4 separate regions of the Homo sapiens genome follow, and regions 1, 2 and 3 are each linked to region 4. Evidence: chromatin contacts called from ENCODE Hi-C data. All regions are on one chromosome and are shown on one strand. The core of a region is the stretch at or near the end of the contact, and the rest is flanking DNA. Distances in the headings are between cores, read along the strand shown. Region 1 has its middle 28 kb from the start of BHLHE41. Region 2 has its middle 280 kb from the start of FAR2. Region 3 holds the start of FAR2 (fatty acyl-CoA reductase 2). Region 4 holds the start of MRPS35-DT (MRPS35 divergent transcript).

What was found. Hi-C counts contacts between places; a loop is a spot of excess contacts on that map. Pooled maps may share reads with other maps.
Region 1: a map of CD8-positive, alpha-beta T cell shows a loop between it and region 4 (4-fold over the local background). The contact joins the enhancer-like site here to the promoter of MRPS35-DT in region 4. A Hi-C loop is called at or near these places in 2 of 168 maps with a recorded cell type or tissue (CD8-positive, alpha-beta T cell and naive thymus-derived CD4-positive, alpha-beta T cell) and 3 of 50 pooled maps.
Region 2: a loop to region 4 is called in a pooled map, with 3 times the contacts of the local background. The contact joins the enhancer-like site here to the promoter of MRPS35-DT in region 4. A Hi-C loop is called at or near these places in 2 of 50 pooled maps.
Region 3: a loop to region 4 is called in a pooled map, with 5 times the contacts of the local background. The contact joins the promoter of FAR2 here to the promoter of MRPS35-DT in region 4. A Hi-C loop is called at or near these places in 4 of 50 pooled maps.

The regions. Positions count from the first base shown.
Region 1 is chr12:26,094,672-26,099,532 of GRCh38, reverse strand. No RefSeq gene overlaps it. Among named protein-coding and RNA genes, the nearest start is that of BHLHE41, 28 kb to the left of the region's middle. RefSeq lists a silencer at 2,338-2,407. Within about 2 kb of position 1,857, at least 3 of the 41 ENCODE cell types and tissues checked have a DNase peak (open chromatin) inside an H3K27ac peak, as active enhancers do.
Region 2 is chr12:28,867,327-28,872,609 of GRCh38, reverse strand. No RefSeq gene overlaps it. Among named protein-coding and RNA genes, the nearest start is that of FAR2, 280 kb to the left of the region's middle. Within about 2 kb of position 1,414, at least 2 of the 41 ENCODE cell types and tissues checked have a DNase peak (open chromatin) inside an H3K27ac peak, as active enhancers do.
Region 3 is chr12:29,145,207-29,150,605 of GRCh38, reverse strand. FAR2 (fatty acyl-CoA reductase 2) reads right to left here and starts at 1,328. Exons shown (of 12, transcript NM_001271783.2): 1 at 1,199-1,328. RefSeq lists silencers at 961-1,110, 1,421-1,480 and an enhancer at 4,402-4,903.
Region 4 is chr12:27,707,275-27,712,431 of GRCh38, reverse strand. It overlaps MRPS35-DT (MRPS35 divergent transcript), which reads left to right and starts at 1,685. Exons shown (of 5, transcript XR_001749448.2): 1 at 1,685-1,769. MRPS35 (mitochondrial ribosomal protein S35) reads right to left here and starts at 1,600. Exons shown (of 8, transcript NM_021821.4): 1 at 1,477-1,600. The coding sequence starts at 1,588. RefSeq lists enhancers at 1,180-1,969, 1,980-2,059, 2,090-2,169.

The DNA.
Region 1 (4,861 bases), core at 608-3,107, 1.6 Mb after region 4:
TTAAAATGATGCTAGGGCTGTGAATGGTGGCCTGCATCTGTAATTCCAGCACTTTGGGAGGCTGAGGTGGGAGATTGCTTAAGCCCAGGAGATCAAGGCTGCAGTGTGCCATGATCTTGCCACTGCACTCCAGCCTGGGCATGAGATCTTGTCTCTAAAAACAAAAAGAGAGGAAAAAAAACCATGCTAAAAACAATTTATGCTTATATGTAAAACAGATAGGGCATTAAACATTGTGAGAGATAGGACAATAATTTTTCATTGTCAAGGGTTGACCTATGCTCTGTAATATGTTTAACATCCCTGGCTCTCTCACGCATATTTTTAAAAATTAACATTATTTTAATTGACAAATGATAATTTTATACATTTATGGGGTACAATGTGATGTTTTGATATAGGTATACAATGTGGAATGATTAAAACAGGCTAATTAACATATCAATTACCTCACTTACCATTTTTTGTTGGGAGATATTCTAAATTTATTCTCTTAGCTACTTTGAAATATACGTTATTATTAACCATATCACCCTGATATGCAATAGATCTCGAAAGATTATTACTTCTGTCTAACTGAAACTTTGTGCCCTTTGACCAACATCTCCCCATACCCTCTCACTCCTTCTCCCTTAGCCTTTGGTAGCCCCCACTTTACTTGTATGAGTTCGACTTTTTTAGATTCTACATGTCAGTGAGATCATGTGGTATTTGCCTTTCTGTGCCTGGCTTATCTCACTTAGTATAATGTCCTCCATGTTCATTCATGTTGTCACAAATGGCAGAATTTCCTTCTTTTTTAAGGCTGAATAGTATTTCCCTGTGTCTATGTACCACGTTTCTTTATCCACTCATCTGTCGATGAACGCTTAGGTTGCTTCCGTAGTTTGGCATTCACATTCTTGTGAATAATGCTGCAGTGAACATGGGAATGCAGATATCTCTTTTGCATGTTGATTTCAACACTTTTGAATACATACCCAGAGGTGGGATTGCTTGATCATATGGTAGTTCTATTTTTAGTTTTATGAGGACCCCCATACCATTTTCCATAATGGCTGTACTAATTTACATTCTCACTAACAGTGTAAAGGGTTCCCTTTTCTCCACATCCTTGCTAACATGTGTTATCTTTTGTATGTGATGTAGTATCTCATTGTGGCTTTAATTTGCATTTTCCTAATGATGAGTGCTGTTGAGCATTTTTTTCATGAACTTATTGGCCATTTGTGTGTCATCTTTTGAGAAATGTCTGTTCAGGTTCTTGGCCCATTGGTAAACTTCTTTGTTTGTTTTCTTGCTACCGTTTTTCCACCATCTTAAAAGGAAGTAGTTCCTGTAATCACTGAGACCACCAAAAACACCCCTGCAAAATTTCAAATACTATCTAGTAGATGGAACTGTCTCAATTGAGAACCACCACCCTGAAGGTTTATAGTAAGCTGGGATAAAAAGAACTTCTTTATGAAATATTGCCAGAGAATTTGGAATTCACAATAGTGGTTTCTTAGCATGTTATTTAATGGGACTTTCAATCTACATTTTCATTAAATTTGTATTTGGAAAATTGTGTTGGAACAAATGAATGCTATATTGCAAACTATATTTGAGCCAACTCAGTTGTAGGACAATGCTATTCTTATTTTAGCACAAACTGAATAACTCTCCACATCTTTGCAAATATACCCATCTTCACACATTCTGGTTTTTTTTTTTTTAAATAAAGTCTGGACTTCTGGATTCTTGTTCATAGTTAGGACAACCTGATTCTTTAATAATTCAAGCCAAGCTGAGTGAGTGTGGATTTGTAAAGACTGAGTAATCCCTTGACTCAGCAGTTTCCCTCTAAAATCTGTACTCTTCATGAATTACAAAATTAACACTTGGTATCACTCGATAGCTTAGTGTTCTCAGTGCAATGAGTTGTTCCTTTTGATCAAATCCATAGTAGATAAAAATTACCAATTACTACTAGGCTGTACAGAGAAACTAAGTTTAAAAAGATCTTTCAGACCATGTTACTTTGTCACTTCAGAAATGAGCCATGGAGTGTGAGCAGATAAAATATGTTCAATTGCTATTTCTTTATTGGCAAAGAAACACCTTAAATCTTCAGAACGAGCGGCCCATTCTCTTTCAGAAACACTGCAGCAAAGCAAATTAATATAAAGATAAAAAGAAAACTTCTTTAGTAATGTGTTTTCCTTCATTTTTTCAGGATCTCTTCAAGTAAGGATTCACCTAAGGCGCAGCTTTGGAGCCCTGGAAGGTGGCTGGACGGTAGCTGCTGCCCCCTAGTGTAAGACTCGTTGTTACTGCAGACATTGGATTCTTGAAATAACCAGGGACTCTCCCTACCCCCAGGGCCAAGTGAATGGGAAGTAAATTAATGTGCTTTGTTTAAATGATAGAGGTAATTGAGAAAGTTATAGTATATTATTCTTTCAGAATGAATAGTTAGAACACTTTTTGCTGACTCCCTGCAGAAATAGTCGTTTAATGTTTTTCTGTCATTGCTTCAAGTTTAATTTTCTCATCATTTTCTGCTTTTCTCACCTACAAGGTGGCTACAAAATTTGCAGGACCCAGCACTAAATGAAAAATGTGATGCCCTTTGTTCAACAAACAGGAAAAAATGCCACTAAAGGTACTAAAATACCTTTTCTTTTCTTCCATAGTCTCTCTCCTGACTAGTTATGGGGTTTTAAAATTTGCCATTTAATGCCAAATGGAAAATTGGCATTAAATGCCATTAAATGCCAAAGAAAAATGGAAAATTTTCATGATTAGCATAAATGTTACCATTTATCTTTATGATGTGTCCTTTAAGCACAAATATAAGAGCAAATGTAACTTCCATTATGTACAAATATACCTTGTGCTTTTGTATTACCAAAATTACACAATTTGAATTTTGTAGCTCACACATGCATGTATATTTGATTCTTACCAAAATAGTGAAAATGCTGGACAAAACTACTTTGTTTTTATGTCACTTCTTGATTCGTGCATATTCAACCAACACTGTCTGCCTTTGGTGTGCTGATGAGTAAGGAAGGACTGAAACGTAAAGGGACTCTGGGTTGCCCTATCTTTTGCTTTCCTTTCTTGTCAAAATTTTCAGCCTAAGTGCTGGCTGAAGAAGAAAGGATGTGATATAATTTCTGAGAATGCCATTATTTTTATCTGTGTTAGAAGCAAGTTGTGGTTCAAAAGGAAAGAGTGGCCTCTCAGTGTTCTCTCTTGCTCAGCTATAGATATAACACGCCTCCTTTATGAACTTTGAGTCTTGCACTGTGGGCCCCCTGGAATTCTGTGCTCTGGGACACTATGAATTCTGTATGCAGGTGAGGAGGGAAAGCATAGTACGTAGGCATGTTGCATGCATCTCTTCTGCTCACACATGCTCCATTGTCCTATCAGGATTCACTTACAAAACACAAGTTCAAAAATAAAATTGTTAAGCATTTCATGATGCTGAGAGCAGAGCAGTGAACTAAGCACAGGGCCTTTCTGAGTTCTATGCCCTGTACAACCATGCAGGTTACATACCCATGAAGTTGGCCCTAACTTGAATCAATTTCACAAAAGTACAGCCAAAATTAGTTTTTGCTTGTTTGGGCTTCCATTAACTCCCAATAGGAATGTATAATTCAGGCTCTTTGGAAGAATGTGGAGGAACTTTTAGTGAACTGGTCAGCAGTTACTCTCAGGCAGGAACAGCTGAAATGGGATTCTGATGGTAGAACCATGTGCTTGTTTCCTGGCCTCATAGCACCTTGACTTGCACACTGTTTTGAGTTTAGAGCCATCATTTTGAGGTGGGGATAAAGATTATTAATGTGGTTATTATAAGATGTTTTCTATATCTAATGAGATATGTTTTAAATGACTAAAATACTGAAGGATATTTGCTATAAAGAAACCTGCATAAATATGTGACTTCTGAAGCAAAATCAAGTTCACATTTAAAACTCAGTAGTACTTAAGCATAGACAAGTACTAGGATTTCTTCAGCTCAACTTTTCAAAAAGTGTGACTGTGCTTGCTAGGAGGAGTCATTTTAAATTGAAAATTTATAATTTACGAAAGATTCGGTAAAAATGCACTTGTTCTATGAGTACCAGCCTTGGGGAATGTGCTGAGTGAGCATGGGAAGAGGAAGTCCAAAGGTAGAAGGCAAAGTTCCTGCTTTCCAGGACCCACCTGGTTTGGAAGATCAGGACAGTATCTCTGAAATAATAATAATAATAATAATAATAATAATAATAATAATAATAATACAGTAGAAAATCCAATTTAAATTTTTTACTAGGCTGATAGTAAAATTTCATTTTACTCCATTTAGACAACAATCTTTTAAACACATATCTCAGCTCCCTCCCTGTGCCTTCTCAAATGGTATACTGAACTTCGTTTGGTCTTTGCTTGATGACTGATTGACATTAGCCTATTAGAATTTTTAAATGATTTCTCTTCTCCTCCCTTCTTTGTCCTCCTTCTCTGTGGTTAATTTTATGTGCCAGTTTACTGGATTACGGGTACCCAAATATAGGCTACATGTGATTTCTGGGAATGTCTGTAGGGTGTGTCTAGGTAAGGTTAGCATTTGGATGGGCTGAGTAGAGTAGTTTGTCCTCCCTCTGTGGGCAGGCATTATCCAATCTGTTGAGGGCCTGAATAGAACAAAAAGACAGAGAAAGGGAGAATTCGTGCTATCTGCTTGACCACTTAAGCTGAGACATTGGTTTTCTCCTGTCTTCAAACTGGGACTTAAACCAACAGTACTTCTGATTCTCAGACCTCCAGAGGTACATTGGACTATATACTGCCAGCTTTTCTGGATCTCCACCTTGCAGAC
Region 2 (5,283 bases), core at 165-2,664, 1.2 Mb before region 4:
TGACCCTTTGTGAACCAACCACCCAGGAACCCCTACATGAAACAAATCTTCCCCTAAACAATGTGCCTGTCCATTCTTTCTTTCTATCATCTACCTATCTATATCTATCTCTATTATCTATCTAATATCTATCTATCATCTCTATAGCTCACACTGTGTTGCAGGTGGTTGTTTACCTATCTGTTTCTCCATCTGGAATGTGAAGTTTCTGAGGGCAAATTCATGTGGCATTTACCTTTATATCCCAGAACCTAGTACAATTGCTGCCATATACACACTCCTCTGGACAAGGAAGTGGTCACTATCAAGAAATCATATCAGGATTGCTTAAAGAGTTTATATTCCAAAAGATACCATGATATTTTGGGGCCAATAGGATTTTTAGGTCTAGCTATTCATCCAAGGAGTAAGAAACATACTTCTCATTGAACTCCGTAGGCAACATATTGGTACGTGTGAGCTGAGTGATTCCTGGCTGAGGCAGCTTCCTCACTTTAAGGGGTTGCATTTTTTATAGGATAGCAAAGGGAGCGGAAATTGAACAGTTAAAGTTATTAGAAACCCGGAGAAGAGAGGTACTGAAGATACCCACAACATGCCCTGGATAGACAGCGCATGCATGTCTGGAGTCAATGAGAATTGCCATCCCTGGTAGAGAGGGTCTGAGCCTCCATCTGGGTCATAAAACCAGCAGAGTAGATTTTTCTTGCAGGCCAATCATAATGCTTAAGAAATGATTCCCCACTGACTTCTTTCACCACCAGGTAGTTTTAGGAGATGAGAGTGGGGTGGGAAAGGGAGGATTTCAAGAATCAGAATTCTTATAACAAGGAAGAATTTCCACATCAAAACCTGGATTTGTAGATCTGTTTTATGCCAAGTGTGAAAAGGCACGAAATAGCTAGGCATGAGCTATTCCCCAAAGACTTGTCCTTTACTAGAAAGAACTTTATAAATGTTAATAGGTACTAGACTAGCTGGAAGCAGATTTGCTCTGGGCCCAAAAACGTAAAATAATCATCACTTTGTTTGTCTGATTCTAAACGGACTTAGTATTGATTTGCATTATAAGAATTCCAAATTCCCACCACTCTGGGAAAGTCATCCAAACCCACTACTTTTCATTCCTGGTAGTTTTCTGCACATGAAACTTCCTTTTCAATTTTGTACCAAGTCTGGAGAAGAATACACATGAGAGAAAGTCTGACCATTGCATCTGCTCTCTTTCCATGGTTCCAGCCCAAACACTTGAGAATGGGTTCCATTTCAACTGGTTTCAAGGGTGTGGCTCAAGTTCAGTCTGTGTACAAAGGAAGGAGTTCAAATTAGTCATAGACCCTAAGAAAGCCTGAGAACAAAAAGTAGGTATAGTATGTACCAGAGGGTTTGCCTCTATTACATGGGACTTAGAAACACACATTATCACTGCATTTCCTGTCATAAAAATATAAGTTCAGAATTTTAGAGTGAAAGAGACTTTAGAAATTATCTCCCTTACTTTACAGTTAAGGATAGACCATACAGTGAGTCAGCAGTGCTGAGGCCAGACACTTCATCTTCTAACTTCCTCAGCACACCTCTTCCTCTCTACTGCAAACTCTCTCCATTACAGAACATTTAATTTTTTTTTTTTTTTTTTTGACAGAGTCTTGCTCTGTCACCCAGGCTGGAGTGCAATGGCGCAATCTCAGCTCACTGCAACCTCCGCTACCCAGGTTCAAGCTATTCTTCTGCCTCAGCCTCCTGAGTAGCTAGGATTACAGGTGCGTGCCACCACACCTTACTAATTTTTGTATTTTTAGTAGAGATGGGGTTTCACCATGTTGGCCAGGCTGGTCTCAAACTCCTGACCTCAGATGATCCATCGGCCTCAGCTTCCCAAAGTGCTGGGATTACAGGCATGAGCCACTGCGCCTGGCCAGAACATTTTAACTTTTAGATCTTTTCATGCATAATATAAACTTAATGCATGTAGCAAGCCTATTTATTCATTTATGAATTTAATACATATTAATTGCCTACTATGTGCCAACATTGTTCTGGCTGCTTTGGAATATTTTAGTGAGCAAAATACACTAACATCCCTATACTTGCAGAGTTTATATATTCTAGTGGGATAGTTAAGACATACATACTCATGCCCATTTGACAGATCAAAAAATGAAGACTCATAAAAAAGTAGCTTGGAAAACAAGTTAACTAATAACAGATTTGGCACTGTGATTTAGAATTATTGCCCCAGACCTGGCCTGGAATGAATACACAAATTCATGGTTCTATCTTGAAATATATTCAGAGCCTCAGGAGGTAGAAAATTCTGTTCACACACAGTCCTTATTTAAGTCGGGCACAAGTCAGTCTAAGGACTGAAGCTGTGTGAGGAGGAAGAGCCACAAGGCTTTTATTTAAAGAATGCAGATTTATTAGGTTTGCTTCTAAGTCTGCATGTCACTTCACTTTCTTGGTGATTGCTGTGGGTTGAATTATCTTTCCCAAAGATACGTTGAAGTGCCCAGTAGTTCAGAATGTGACCTTATGTGGAAACAGGGTCTTTATATGGGTAATCAAGTTAAAATGAGAGCATTAGGGTGGGCCTAATCCAATATGACTGGTGTCTTTATAAAAAGGAGAAATTTGGACATGGAGACAGATATATATAGAGGGAAGATAATGTGAAAATGCAGAGAGAATGCCATCTACAAGCCAACGAATGCCTGATGCTACCAAAAGCCAGGAGACAGGTGTGGAACAGATTCTCCCTCAGTGCCCTCAGAAACAACCAGTCCTGCTGATATCTTGAGTTTGGATTTTTAGCCTCCAGAACTGTGAGACAATACATTTCTGTTGTTTCAGCCACCTGGTATGTAGTACCTTTTTAATGGCAGCCCCAGGAAATGAATGTAGAAATGATTACCACATTCAATTTCCCCTTTTCCACATAAGGTCACATTCAAAGACCCTGTTTCCACATAAGGTCACATTCTGAACTACTGGGCACTTCAACAGAGCATGTCAGTTTCTTTCATGTTCTTATAAAACGAAATCATCTTTTTATTTTTATGCCCCCTTGAGTTCTCCCACATTTCCCTAGTCACGGACACAGATTTGCTGAGGTTAGAGATGGAAGATAAACAGGTCTCAGGCAAGTATTATACAGACACAGACGGAGTGAATGTCTGCTCCAAACACCTCCCCTAGTTGGTCACTCACACACTCAGCATTTCATAGCTCTGGGCAACTGTCTATAAATGACGGAATACCCAGCTCCAGAGATAAAGGAGATCTGTTCTCTTACTGTTTATTGTTAAGTCTGAAATTTTCAAAAGTTGTAGCCATATGACTCATGCAGTTAACAAACCCACATAATGTGAGAGATACAAGGGAATAAAGCACTCTGACTCCATTTGTACCAAAAAAACCCTCCAAATTGACGATTTACAGAAGAAAAAAACATGAAGTTTTTTCCTAGTGCACTCCCTTTGAAATTCACAGAGAAAGAGCTTGTCTTGCATGCACTTAGACACCACCAGTCAAAATAAAGGATGAAATTGGGAGAAATTGGGATAATCTGAATTTCAGATGATTCTTTTAGTATCTATGGTAGTCAATTTATTTATCATTATAAGTCAGTGTCAAATTTAGGAATGAATAAGTGTGACCATTAAAAGAATGAAAAATATGCCAACCTGTTGGACCGAGTAAGCTTCTTGATTACAAGAAATCCCCAGTATATAGTATATAGTAAATGCTCATCGTAATGTTTGTTTCATTGTAATGAACTAAGAACTGATGAAAAAGTAAAATAGAGACCTTCTTACATACTTCAAAAAGGGAGCATGGACGTAAGGAGGAGAACGGGAGAGATGAGATGTACTAAACTTACTGTGCCTGTCTCATGGTAATTAGTTTGCATTATGATGAGTTTCACAGCACAGGGTGGTTTACAATAATCTCAATGTAAGTGAATGTTTACACTGACCATGCTGAGACGCCCCCAGGAGAGCACTTGAAAACTTCCAGTTACGTGGTGGTATCTGGCAGGCTCAGTTTTATTAATAAAACTTTCAAGTTACCGCATTTGAACTATAACATTTCATTCCCCTTGTGTATATGATAATTGCCACAAAACTGGTTTTGATACCTGCAGTATCAGTCTTTTCTACCACTTCACTCACCAAAGCATTTAAGGTCAATTTAAGGGTCTTAAGTTAATAAACTGTAGGCTTGCAATGGGCTCTTTTATTTAACACTTTGTTATTGAGAACTTGCTAGGTGAACTTGCTAGCTATTCTGTAGGTGCTACAGGGACACAAAGAAAATTGAAATAAGGAAATGGGTAATGTTTTATTCTGAACCAAGTTGTCTCTGGTGTACTTTCCTAGGAAGAGTTGACCTGGGGCTGGATGCAGAGACTCACATCTGTAATCTCAGCACCTTAAGAAGCCAAGGCCGGAGGATTGTTTGAGTCCCTGAGTTTCAGAACAGCCTGAGCAACAGAACGAGACTCCATCTTTACAAAAAAATTGTTTTTTAAAAAAGAGTTGACCTAGAGGTCTATTCAAAAGCTTGCCATGTCTTGGTGTCATCACTGTGGCACCATCTTTTTACTTGGTTTCCATCTTTTTTCTTTCTCAGAACATGATGGTTAAGAGTACAAATTTTGGAGCCAGACTGCCCAAATTCAAATCCCAGCTCTGTTGCCCACTAGCTCTATGACCTGAGAAACGCTCTTTAAACTCTTTATATTCTATTTCTTTGGGTGTTAAAGAGGCACAATAACAATACCTATGCCACGCAGTTTTGTAAACATTAAATGTGATAATATACATGAAGTGCTTAGAATAGTTTTAGGCAAATAATAAGCACTGCGTAAGAATTTGCTATAGTTATTACTCTCCTAGGTCACTAGACAATACACAAAAGGTGAAAGAAGATCAGCAATGAAGAACAGTATTAAAACAGAGTTACAGGGATCCCCAATGTCAATTAAAGGGAGAAGAAAAGTGACAGCTGTTGACAGATCTATTCTCATAATGAAGATTTCAGAAAAGAAGGTGTTTTCTAGCAAAATATGCTCTTCTTTTCCCAGGAAAAGGGGGGAAAGTGTTTGTATTATTTTAAATAGCAGGCTGTCGCTGAACGTGGTTCCACAGTTCAGCACTTGAGGCAGATGGTTAAAAGCCACATGCTTGCGGATTTTCCCACTTTTTCCACACTCACAGACTCACAACCACTTTTGGTGCCCGTGGTTTAACCTCTGTTTCTCTAACTCCTGTTTATGAG
Region 3 (5,399 bases), core at 79-2,578, 1.4 Mb before region 4:
ATTTAGTCCCTTGCCCCCCTTTCTAAATTTTGGACTAACTACACCTGTCAGTCAAATCTCCAGCTCTTATAAATGGGAATATACAGAGATGGGTAATTGAAACCACGGGGTAATTCTCAAATTTCCATTTGCCCAGTGTCAAATTTCTCTCAACCTAGCAAACAGAAAAGCACGATCTACCTGAATTCCCTGGTCACTTTTCTGACCCTACTCTGTCCTTGCTCATCACATAATGGGGGCACTTTACGTGATTCAACGAGTGGCCAAACTCTTGCAGATCCAGCGATAACCTTGGTTGCTCACACCACATAACTCAACCGTGGAAGAAATGGTGCCACCGCTGGCAGGTGAGACGCCTTCCTCTGGTTTGTAGGATACGATTGGGCATGAATTGTTTTAATAGACTGAGACTGCCCCGCGGGTAATTCTACTTGCTAGGAGTGTTGAGCAGCCTTCCTGCAAGCCATCTACTCCAGTTGGGAGTCTGCTGGCACCTGCTCCCCTGCACACCCCCAGGATGCCCAGGCCGCAGGAAGATGTCTAAAACTTCCTACAGGGGCAAAGCCCGCCCTGGCCTCACCAGTCGCCCCAGCGCGCGTCAGCCACGACCCCGGCGAGGCCCAGGTGGGAGGGTAGGGACGTGCGCAGCCTGGGGTGGGGCTGGGGGCTGGCGAGGACCTGCTCCGGGGACCAGGACTGGGCGCCCTGGCGGTCCCAGGCACCGGGAGGGGACCTAGGACCGCTGCCGTTTCACACGTGGCCCCGGCATTTTCGCGCTCTCTCCAGGAATAGCCCCAAGGGCCCAGGAGGCCTGGGTGGGACTCGGCCCCGCGCCTCTCTTCCCGGGTCCCCAGTCCCCAAGGCGCGGCCCCCCACATTAACCTTGCTGGGTCCTTCCCGGCTTTCTGCCCTTTGCAACCCCCGCGCGCCCCACCTTGGCGGGCTCCGCCGACGCCAACCGCGCGTAAACGGCCGGTGACGATTGGGGTGCAGCCGGGGGCAGCTTCAGGGGGCAGAGCCTCCGCAAATGCTTCTCTCCTCCCACCCGGCCTCACACCCACCCTCCTCGAGGTCCCGCCGGGAACCGCCCCGCCCTGCGAACCCAGCCGAGCCCTCCCTCCTGGGCCACCCCCAGTCCGGTCTCTGCTTTTGGAGCGCGTGGGCTCTGCGAGCGCCAGGGCTGGGGACCCTGGAATACCTGTTCCTCCAGCACGAGGATGGGGTCCAACTAGTGGTCCTCTAAATCCTGCTCCTTCCCCGAGGCTACGGGAAGCGCTCCAGCCACAAGGAAACGGCTCCAGTCTTTCGGCTCCCAAACGTGACACTCTATATATCCGGCTCGGAGACTGGGTGTGGGGCGGGAGGAAACCACCCTCCCTCCGACCTTCCCCGGCTCCGCCGCTGCCTCGGCACTGGGCGCGAAACCGGCGGCAGCCTCAGCCCGGGGCGGGAGGAGGGTGAGGGGCCAGCGAAGGCCCTACAGGTCGCGGGGGCGACAGCATCGTGGGCAGGGCGGCCGCGCGCGCAGGCCCGCCCCGCGCTTCCATTCGTTCAGCACCAGCGGATCCACTGGCTATGACTCCCGCATTTGTGTGGTTTGGGGGAGGGGAGTTGGTTTTGGTTTCGGTGGGTTTGGTTTGTTTGTTTGTTTGGGGCTTTTGTTTTGTTTTGTTTTGGGTTTTGGGGTTGGTTTTTTTCTCCATTTTTTAATCAGTGGGCGAGGGGACAAGGAAGCTAGAAAGGCGCCCCTCTCTGGTGTGGGAAAGGAGAACTCCCACACCGTGAAAGGTGGCGGGGTAGGGGGGTGGAGGGAGAGACCGAGACAGGAGAGAGATTCAAAGGTTCTAGTCTGAACTGAACGCTTGGGGGACATACCTTTCCCCACCCACCCTAGCAGAAAAGGCAGCCAAAAATCCCAGTTTACTCAGCTTGACTACACTGCACATCCCGTGGGAGGGATGCTCTTGTATCTGCTAAAGACATTGCGGAGGCGCCCTGCAGTGACCCACGAACGCAGTGGCTTTTTAAAACCCAAGGGCGTGAGGGTGGAGGGTGATGCGAGGACTTCAGGTGAGGCTTCCTCACACTCGGGGTTTGAAGGGCAGAAATCCGGCTCTGCCTGCCTATGGTGGGGTGGGGGTGGGTAGGAGACTAGAAAGGATCAGAGATGGGGGCCGCAGAAACAGCAGTGAGCCAGCTGTGCTCAGCAGCACTTCTCCGGACTTAAAAGAAAAAAAGATGTTTCATTTCTTAGCCTGGTAGCTTTTTTGGGATTTGGTCATTGTTAAATTTTAAACGGAAAAACAAGCTGCCAGGGAAGCCTTGTAGAGGGATGGACAGGCACGTGAGTGGAGCCCTTGGCCTCAACCAGGAAGTGCTGAAAAACGGCCAACGCCCATCCTAATTCCCTGGACAATGTAGGAGGTAAATTTCCAAATAAATATGGTGTGTTAAGAAAAATAGAAAAGAAATATTGTCCTATAAGCTGTTCTGATTCTCCTCATTATAACAATCCACATGCAATTAAAGAAATAAAATTTGACTTTTGAAAGTTAGAATTAAGGAGTGATTTCATGAAATTAAAATAATAACACCCATCTTGAATTCTCTACTACTGGGCTCTTTAATGAAATGTGTTAAGCTAAGTGTAGCCTAAAGGCACTGACTAATTTCCTCTGGTGACCGCCTGAATGCAAGAGACAGAAAAAAAGTTACAACCAAATTTATAGTATTTTTCGTTACCCCTCCCCTCCTCAAGAATAAATTTGAATGTATCTTCAAAATGTGTGTGACAGCACTTCAAATGATAATGTCAAATGCTGGTGAAAACGTATAGAAATCACTTAACAGATAGCAGATGGAAGGTAAATTGTAATCACGCTTTTGTTGGAAAGCAATTTAGCAACACATTCCCAAGGTGTTCAGTAACGAAATTTTTTCTTGTTCTGGACCTAGATTCCCATGTCTTACAATGTATTCAAAGGAGATAATCCATAAAAGAGAAATGCCGCATGTACATAGTTGCATATTTATTACCGAGTTGTTTATAAAGTAGGAAATTAAAAGCATACTTTCAGTGGGATGTTCATAGATAAAATACAACATTAATTATAGATTACAAAACCACAATTTGATTATCACCATTTAAAACGCTATTCATATATGTAGAATGTATTAGTTTGCTAAGGCTGTCATAAGGATGCACATAAACTGGGTGGATTAAACTATAGAAATGTATTATTTCATAATTCTGGAGGCTAGAAGACCAAGATCAAGATGTCTGCAGGGTTGGTTCCTTATGAGGGCTTTGAGAGAGAATTTTCCATGATGCTTACCTACTTCCAGTGGTTTCTTGTTGGCTTGTAGACACATGACCCCTGTCTCCTATAATCTTCATATGGCATTCTCCCTATGTTCATGTCTGTGTCAAAATTTATCCTTTATAAAGATACCAGTCATATATGATTTAGAGCTCACCTTAATGGCCTCATTTTAACTTTACTAATTAAATTTGCAACAACCCTATTTCCCAATAAGGTCACATTCTAGAGTACTGGGAGTTAGGACTTCAATATGTGAAACTGGCAGGGGCGGAGAAGAACGCAGTTCCACCCATAACAGATAATAACAAAAAGAGGCAATGTAGTGGGTTGAATAGTGGCCCCAAAAGATATGTCCTGAGGCAAATCCCCAGAATCTGTGAATGTGACCTTATTTGAAAAAAAGACTCTATATTTAACTAAGTTAAATATGTTGAGATGAGATCATCCTGGGTTATCCAGATGAGTCCTAAACCCAATGGCAAATATACTCACATGATAAAAACAGAGGGAGATTTGAGATACACACACACTGGAGAAGGTGATGTGAATATAAGGCGGAGACAAACTGGAGCCACGTGGAAGCCAGAGAAGCCAAGAAATGCCAACAGCCACTAGCAGCTGGAAGGGGCAAAGAAGGATTCTCCCCCGGAACCCCTACAGGGAGCATGGCCTCAATCTTAATTTCAGTTTGCTAACCTCCAAAATCATGAGAGAATAAATTTCTGTGTTTTAAGCCACCCAATTGATGTTAACTTTGAAAGGAGTTAGCCAGCTTGCTTTAGGCAGACAGTAAGGAAGGGTCCCCAGAGAACCTCCAACCCATGTTTTGTGCAGATAAGGGAACTTGCATAGAGGACTTACCTAAACATGCCTTCAGAGGACTAAGGACCCACATGCACACTGGAAGAATGGGGTGGAGCTACCAGGAATTTGTGCCTTATACAAATAGGGAACTCAGCCTTATCAGCTTGTATGTAAAACCCCTTGTATTCAACTGTAAAGGGGGCAACTAGGAACCTGCTTTCAGGACCCCCTCTTTGCTTAGAGCTTTCCTTTTACTTAATAAATTCTACACCACTCACTCTTTGAGTGTCTGCATGCCTAATTTTTCCTGGTTATGAGACAAGAACACAGATCTAGCTGAGCTAAGGACAAAAAAATCCTGCATCAGTTTGCGTGCTCGCCTGGGATACCTGGAGAAAGAGTAAACAAAGACTGTCCCAAACCTTTCTCTTTCCTTTCTGTGCCTTCTTGTCCTCAGACTTTTTCTGAAGGCAGATGCAGCACGGAACCTCTGGTGAGCCAATTAAGAATGAATGGCACAGCTACAGAGGACAGGATGCTGGAGAGGAACCCGACACCACCCCTCCATCATTCTTGGGGGTTGGGAATGTCGGCCTCGTTCCAATCCAATCTTTTCTATGGCATTTTCCTTCTTTTTTGGGGGATTGTCACGGTGCCTATCTCTTCTTTTATAATGTTAAGGGTATTATTACACGCTGCACAGATATTACTAGGTAGAGTGAGCCTTTGGCCCAGTCATCAGATATGCAATTCAGAACAACGTGATTTCTGTTCGTTCTTACAGGCATTCCACACCCCCACCTCAATGGTTAGGGGTGTACATATGGGACACACAGGCAAGCAATGACTCCCTGACCACCCCCCCCATGCCCCCTGCTGGGGCACATGGCCAAGTTGGCCACATGCGCATGCTCTGTCCAATGGCCAGGCAGGGCAGGAATGAGCCTTGGGTCCCAAGGCAGTCTCGGAGGCCAAAGTCCCCACACAGCTGGCTGGAGAGCTGGCCAGCGTTTCCCATTCACTGCCCCCTCCCGCCACATGAAGTCTTCCTCCCCTGGCTGAGCCAAGAAGAGGGTTCAACAATTAAGAGTTTTTCTCCCTGTTAGAAGAACCCATTTGCATAAAGCAAGAGGTTTTTTTCTTCCTTTTTTTCCCCTGCCCCAAACCATCCTCCCCACCCTACACTTAAGCTATTTTATTTTCCCCCTTTTCTCCACCATGTCAGGAGGTAGGTTTCTTTTCCTTTCGGACGACATCTTATTAGGCCCAGAC
Region 4 (5,157 bases), core at 436-2,935:
CTTTTAAAAACGTAAATCACATTATATCAGTTCCCTGTTCCAAGCCTTTCAATATAAAACCCAAGCCAAAAATCCAAATGAAATGTCTACAAACTCTTGAGAGATCAGATTATTACTTAACTAACTCTCTGACGTCTTATACTACCACTCTCTCCTCTACTCACACTTAGCTCCTGCCACATTGTCCTTCTTCCCGTTCCTTGATCACACCCCTCAGATTGTTCTCAACTTTTGGCCTTTGCACTTATAGTTCCCCATACCCCAAAGGCTCTTTCCCCATATCTCTGCATGGCTTGGGGCCCTGTTCAAATGTCACTTCCTCAGAAAGATCTTTCCTGACCATCCTGTGGCCACTACTCCCCCCAAATCCATCATTCTCAATACTCTACTTTATTTTTCTTCAAAGCATTAAACCCTATCTGACATCTTATTTAGTTGTTTGGTTGTTTATACTATTGACTTCCCCACCTTGCCGTATCTCCGGTGAGTGTCTAGAACACTGCATGGTATACAATAGGAGTTAAGTATTCCAAGAATTTAAGAATGAAAATTTAAAAATAGACAATTATTAGACCTATGAAGAGCCAGTATGAAGGATTAATGTATTTATAGTTTATCTGAAAACAATGGGAAACCATTTGTAGATCTTGAACATGAGAGCAGCAAGACAAGATCTAAATTTTGAAAACCTCATTTGGCTGTTTTGAGAATTCAATGTAGGAGAGCAAGAGGGGAAACAGGAAACGGAAAAAAAACTTGTAGAAATGAGATGGTCACCTGAACTAGATAGTTGGTAGTATGAGGAGAGTAAATTAGAGATATAACAGGAAGTAGCACAGGTAGGATCCGCCTATTGATTAGACTCACGCCAGCTCCTCCTCAACGCTCCCGTCATTCTAGCCACACTTCTATCACAGCGCCTCTCACCCTACATAGCACTTCTCCGCTAATAAATCTGTATTTTCCACTAGAGTCCTCCGGGGTAAGCACGCTATCAAGCATCCCTACAATCTCTGTTAAATGGAGGTCATCAACGCCTGTTGAATGAAGGCCGCCCATTTGGTGGCCTGGAATTCAGAGCAGCAATTTGTCCTAGCACAGCCGTATGACTCTCTTAATGTTTGGGGAAATCCATGGTTCAACAGCGCCGATGCCCGATAAACAACACAGCACCAGTAACCTGTGCCAGGGGCTGTGGACGGGGGCAACACAGGAGCAGGTCACGGGGAAGGGGGATGTAAGCTTTCTGAGCAAACTCCCAGAGCACCCAGGGCAGAAACAGGCGGCTAGAAGCCGGGCAACGCGGGTGCAGAGCACAGACCCACGTCCATGGTTTTCCTACCAGACGGGCCTGGCAGCGGACGCACTGGCCTCCCCCGGGCGGCGCTGGCTCAGCCACCGCGGCACCCTTCATGAGGCCGGTATTCCGCTCTTGCACCTCCCCCAAAGCCCAGAGAAGACGAGACAGACACTCACGCAGGCTAGGTGTCGGGACCGGAGTGGCCGAGTAGACGGCAGTGGAGAATGCACGCAGAGTCCTTGCCCTCGACTGCAGAGACAGCCATGCTGGGAGCGCGGCGGCCGCCATGGCTGCGAGGACGGCAAGCCGGAGGGGACAAGCGGCGTTCAGTGTCAGGGGCGGGCCTGGGGCCGCTAAGCGCAGGCTCCCTGGGCTGGCACCGCCCTAGGCTGGAGAAAGAGGAAACACGTTGGTCTGCGCACTCAGAGCCGAGTCAAATGTGCAGGAAGATTCCCCCAAACTGAAAGAAGTAATGAAAAGAAAACAAAAAAAATCCTTAAAAATCGAGTGAATCAGTTCGTAGAGAATTGCAGATAAAGACCGTAGGGATAGGGGTTGCGGCTCACTGAAGGCGGGCGTGCTCTGGGTGGAACCTCAGTTGATCCGAGAGTCAGGCGGTCTACCCGAGGGACTCTTGTTATTTATAATTGTTGCTTTTCTACATTTACTTGGATTAAAGAAGTCTTCAACTAATGCCAGTAATATGCGCTAAGGGGAGAGAAGCAGTATCCCGAGCCAGAGTGCTTGGGTTTCAAACTTGACTTCACCACTTCTGGGATGTATGATCTCAGACAAGTTAGCATAGACAAATATTTGTGTACAGCGTTGGCATACAGTGAACACCGCGTGTACGTAGCCTATAACTTTTAGCTATATATGGTTAGCTTGTTGTTAGATCAGCTTAGAATTACAGAAAGTCAGAACTCATCAGGACCTAGAAAATAAACTTTTAATGAACACTCTTAAATTTTCTACGGTAGGATGAATTAACATACAAGCCTTAATAAAACAATTCTCGGCCGGACGCGGTGGCTCGCGCCTGTAATCCCAGCACTTTGGGATCCCGAGGCGGGTGGATCACCTGAGGTCAGGAGTTTGGGACCAGCCTGACCAACATGGAGAAACCTGGTCTCTACTAAAAATACAAAATTAGCCGGGTGTGGTGGCACATGCCTGTAATCCCAGCTACTCGAGAGAAGAATCGCATGAACCCGGGAGGCAGAGGTTGCGATGAGCCGAGATCGCGCCATTGCACTCCAGCCTGGGCAATAAAAGCAAAACTCCGCCTCAAAAATAAAATAAAATAAAATAAATTCTCTATTTTCTCTTTATTTTAAAAATTATTTTAATTAATTAATTAATTATTATTATTTTTGAGACAGAGTCTTGCTCTGTTGCTAGGCTGGAATGTGGTAGCAGGACCATGGCCCACTGCAGCCTTGACCTCCCAGGCTCAAGTGATCCTCCTACCTCAGCCTTTCAAGTAGCTGAGGCTACAGGCACGCACCACCACACCCAGCTAATTAAAAAAAAAATTGTTTTTCCAGAGATGAGGTCTCACAGTGTTGCCAGGGCTGGTCTCAAACTCTTGGGTTCAAGCGATCCTCCTGCCTTGGCCTCCCAAAAAAGTGATAGGACTACAGGCGTGAGCTACTGCACCTGGCCTATTTTTTCTATTTTTAAGTTTTTTGTAGAGTTGGGGGTCTTGCTATGTTGTCCAGGCTGGTCCCAAACTCTTGGCTTCATGTGATCCTCCTGCCTTGGCCTCCCAAAATGTCGGGATTACAGGCATGGGTCTGGCCTATTTCCCTATTTTGTCTCAAAGTGACAAAATTATAACAGTAAAAACAACTAAAAATAAACAAAACCGATTCTTGGTAAGCATACAACCAGTAGAGCAGAGGTATGCAGGTGTCCAAGAATATTCTAGCTGTGAACATTCAGTGCGCCATGGACATCAATCAGTAAGGTATGGGAGGGGGACAAATAGCATGAGATGGACAAGTATTTGTAATATTCATCATCTTCATCTTTTCTGGACTTTTACCATCCTGTTATTGTTCCAAAATAGAAGCATGATGTATGAGTTTCCTAGGGGATTGGAACAAAGTACCGTAAACTGGGTGACTTAAAACAACAGAAATTTCCTCTCTCACAATCCTGGAGTCTGGAAAGTCCAAAATCCAGGTGTCGGCAGGGTTGGTTCCTTCTGGAGGTTCTGAGGGAGAATCTGTTCCATGCCTCCCTCCTAGCTTCTAATGGTTGCTGGCACTCCTTGGCTGGTAGACACATCACATCACATCACCTTCTGCCCCCATATTCCAATGGAGTTCTCTCCTCTCCTCGGACTATTTTTAAGATCAAAATCATGGCCTTTTTAATCAGATGGAGGTGAGGTTTGAATCCAGGCTCTGGTTCTTTATGATTTTGGGCAAATCTACCTTATCTTTCTGAGTTTCAGTTTCAAGGAAAATGACAGCAATAATATTTTTCTTACGACAGTCGTGATTAAAGGCATAAATATAAACGGTGGGCATTGGCATTAAGTGTAGGGTCAATGCAACAGCCTCCTTTTCTTGCAAGTTTGTATATTTTAGTAAAGTGCAAGTCCTATACCATAGAAATTTAGGGACAAAAGGAGTATGATCATATTCATACTGTTACCAGCGGCAAATCTGTACAGGTCTGCGGCAACCTCAATTCTTGCCTCCTCAGAAGAAAGAATTTGATCGAGGAACATAAGGCAGAAGGAGAGACAGAAGCGACTTTTAGAGCAGGAGTGAAAGTTTATTAAAAAGCTTCACAGCAGGAACAAAAGGAAGGAAATACACTGGGAAGAGGGCCAAGTGGGCGACTTGAAAGTCAAGTACCCCATTTGACCTTTGACTTAGGGTTTTATACGTTGGCATACTTCTGGGGTCTATGTCCCTTCTCCCCTGATTTTTCCCTTGGGGTGGGCTGTCTGCATGCACAGTGGCTTGCCAGGACTTGGGAGGGGAGCATGCATAGTGTGTTTATTGGAGTCGTATACATGCTTACTTGAGGCATTCTTCCATTAGCAGTTGCACGTCCCTAGAAGATCAAATACCAGTTAAATTCTGCCATTTTGCTTCTTAATGTGCACGCTTGCGCACACTCACCCAGCTCCTGAGATCTTACTGGAAAGTTGCTGATCACTAGTTTCAGGTTTTTTGTATCTATTGGGAGAATGCTATTCCCTGGTGCTGGCTGCAACCAATTATTGTTTTAGAAAGACAGTTAATAACCACCTGACCGTCACCTGATGGTCGCCTGAAATTCCTGGGGTGTGCGTGTGTGTGTGTGGAGGGGGGTGTGTGTATAAGGGGAGCCCTCTCCTGCCCTGCTCATTCATGACTAGCTACCTACTCTAACAATATTTCTTAATTTCTGAGCAAGATATTAAAGACATAGGTCCCCATTCTACCTTGCTATGCGTTCTATCTTTTGTTGTACTCTCTCCCTAAGACTAAAGTGGATAGATGACCAGAGCTAGAGGAGCCAGAAAAATACTTATTGTTTTCCGTGGCATCAAGTACAGTAAGTTTCATTCTATAGTAAAAGTTAAAAATTCATTCATAATGCTATTAATGCTATCAACAAGCAAAAATATCTGTCTTGTGCAGTGTAAAGAGTAAAGCATGTACTATCTTGCACATAGGGGTTACTAAGATTACATAATTTTTCACTTGGCAGTGATCTTAGAGGTGCAATCATTCACTCACGATAAAAATATTTTCTTTGCTGGGTGCAGTGGCTCACTCCTGTACTCTCAACATTTTGGGAGGCTGAGATAGGGGAATCACTTGAGCTCAGGAGTTTAAGCCCAGCCTGGGCAA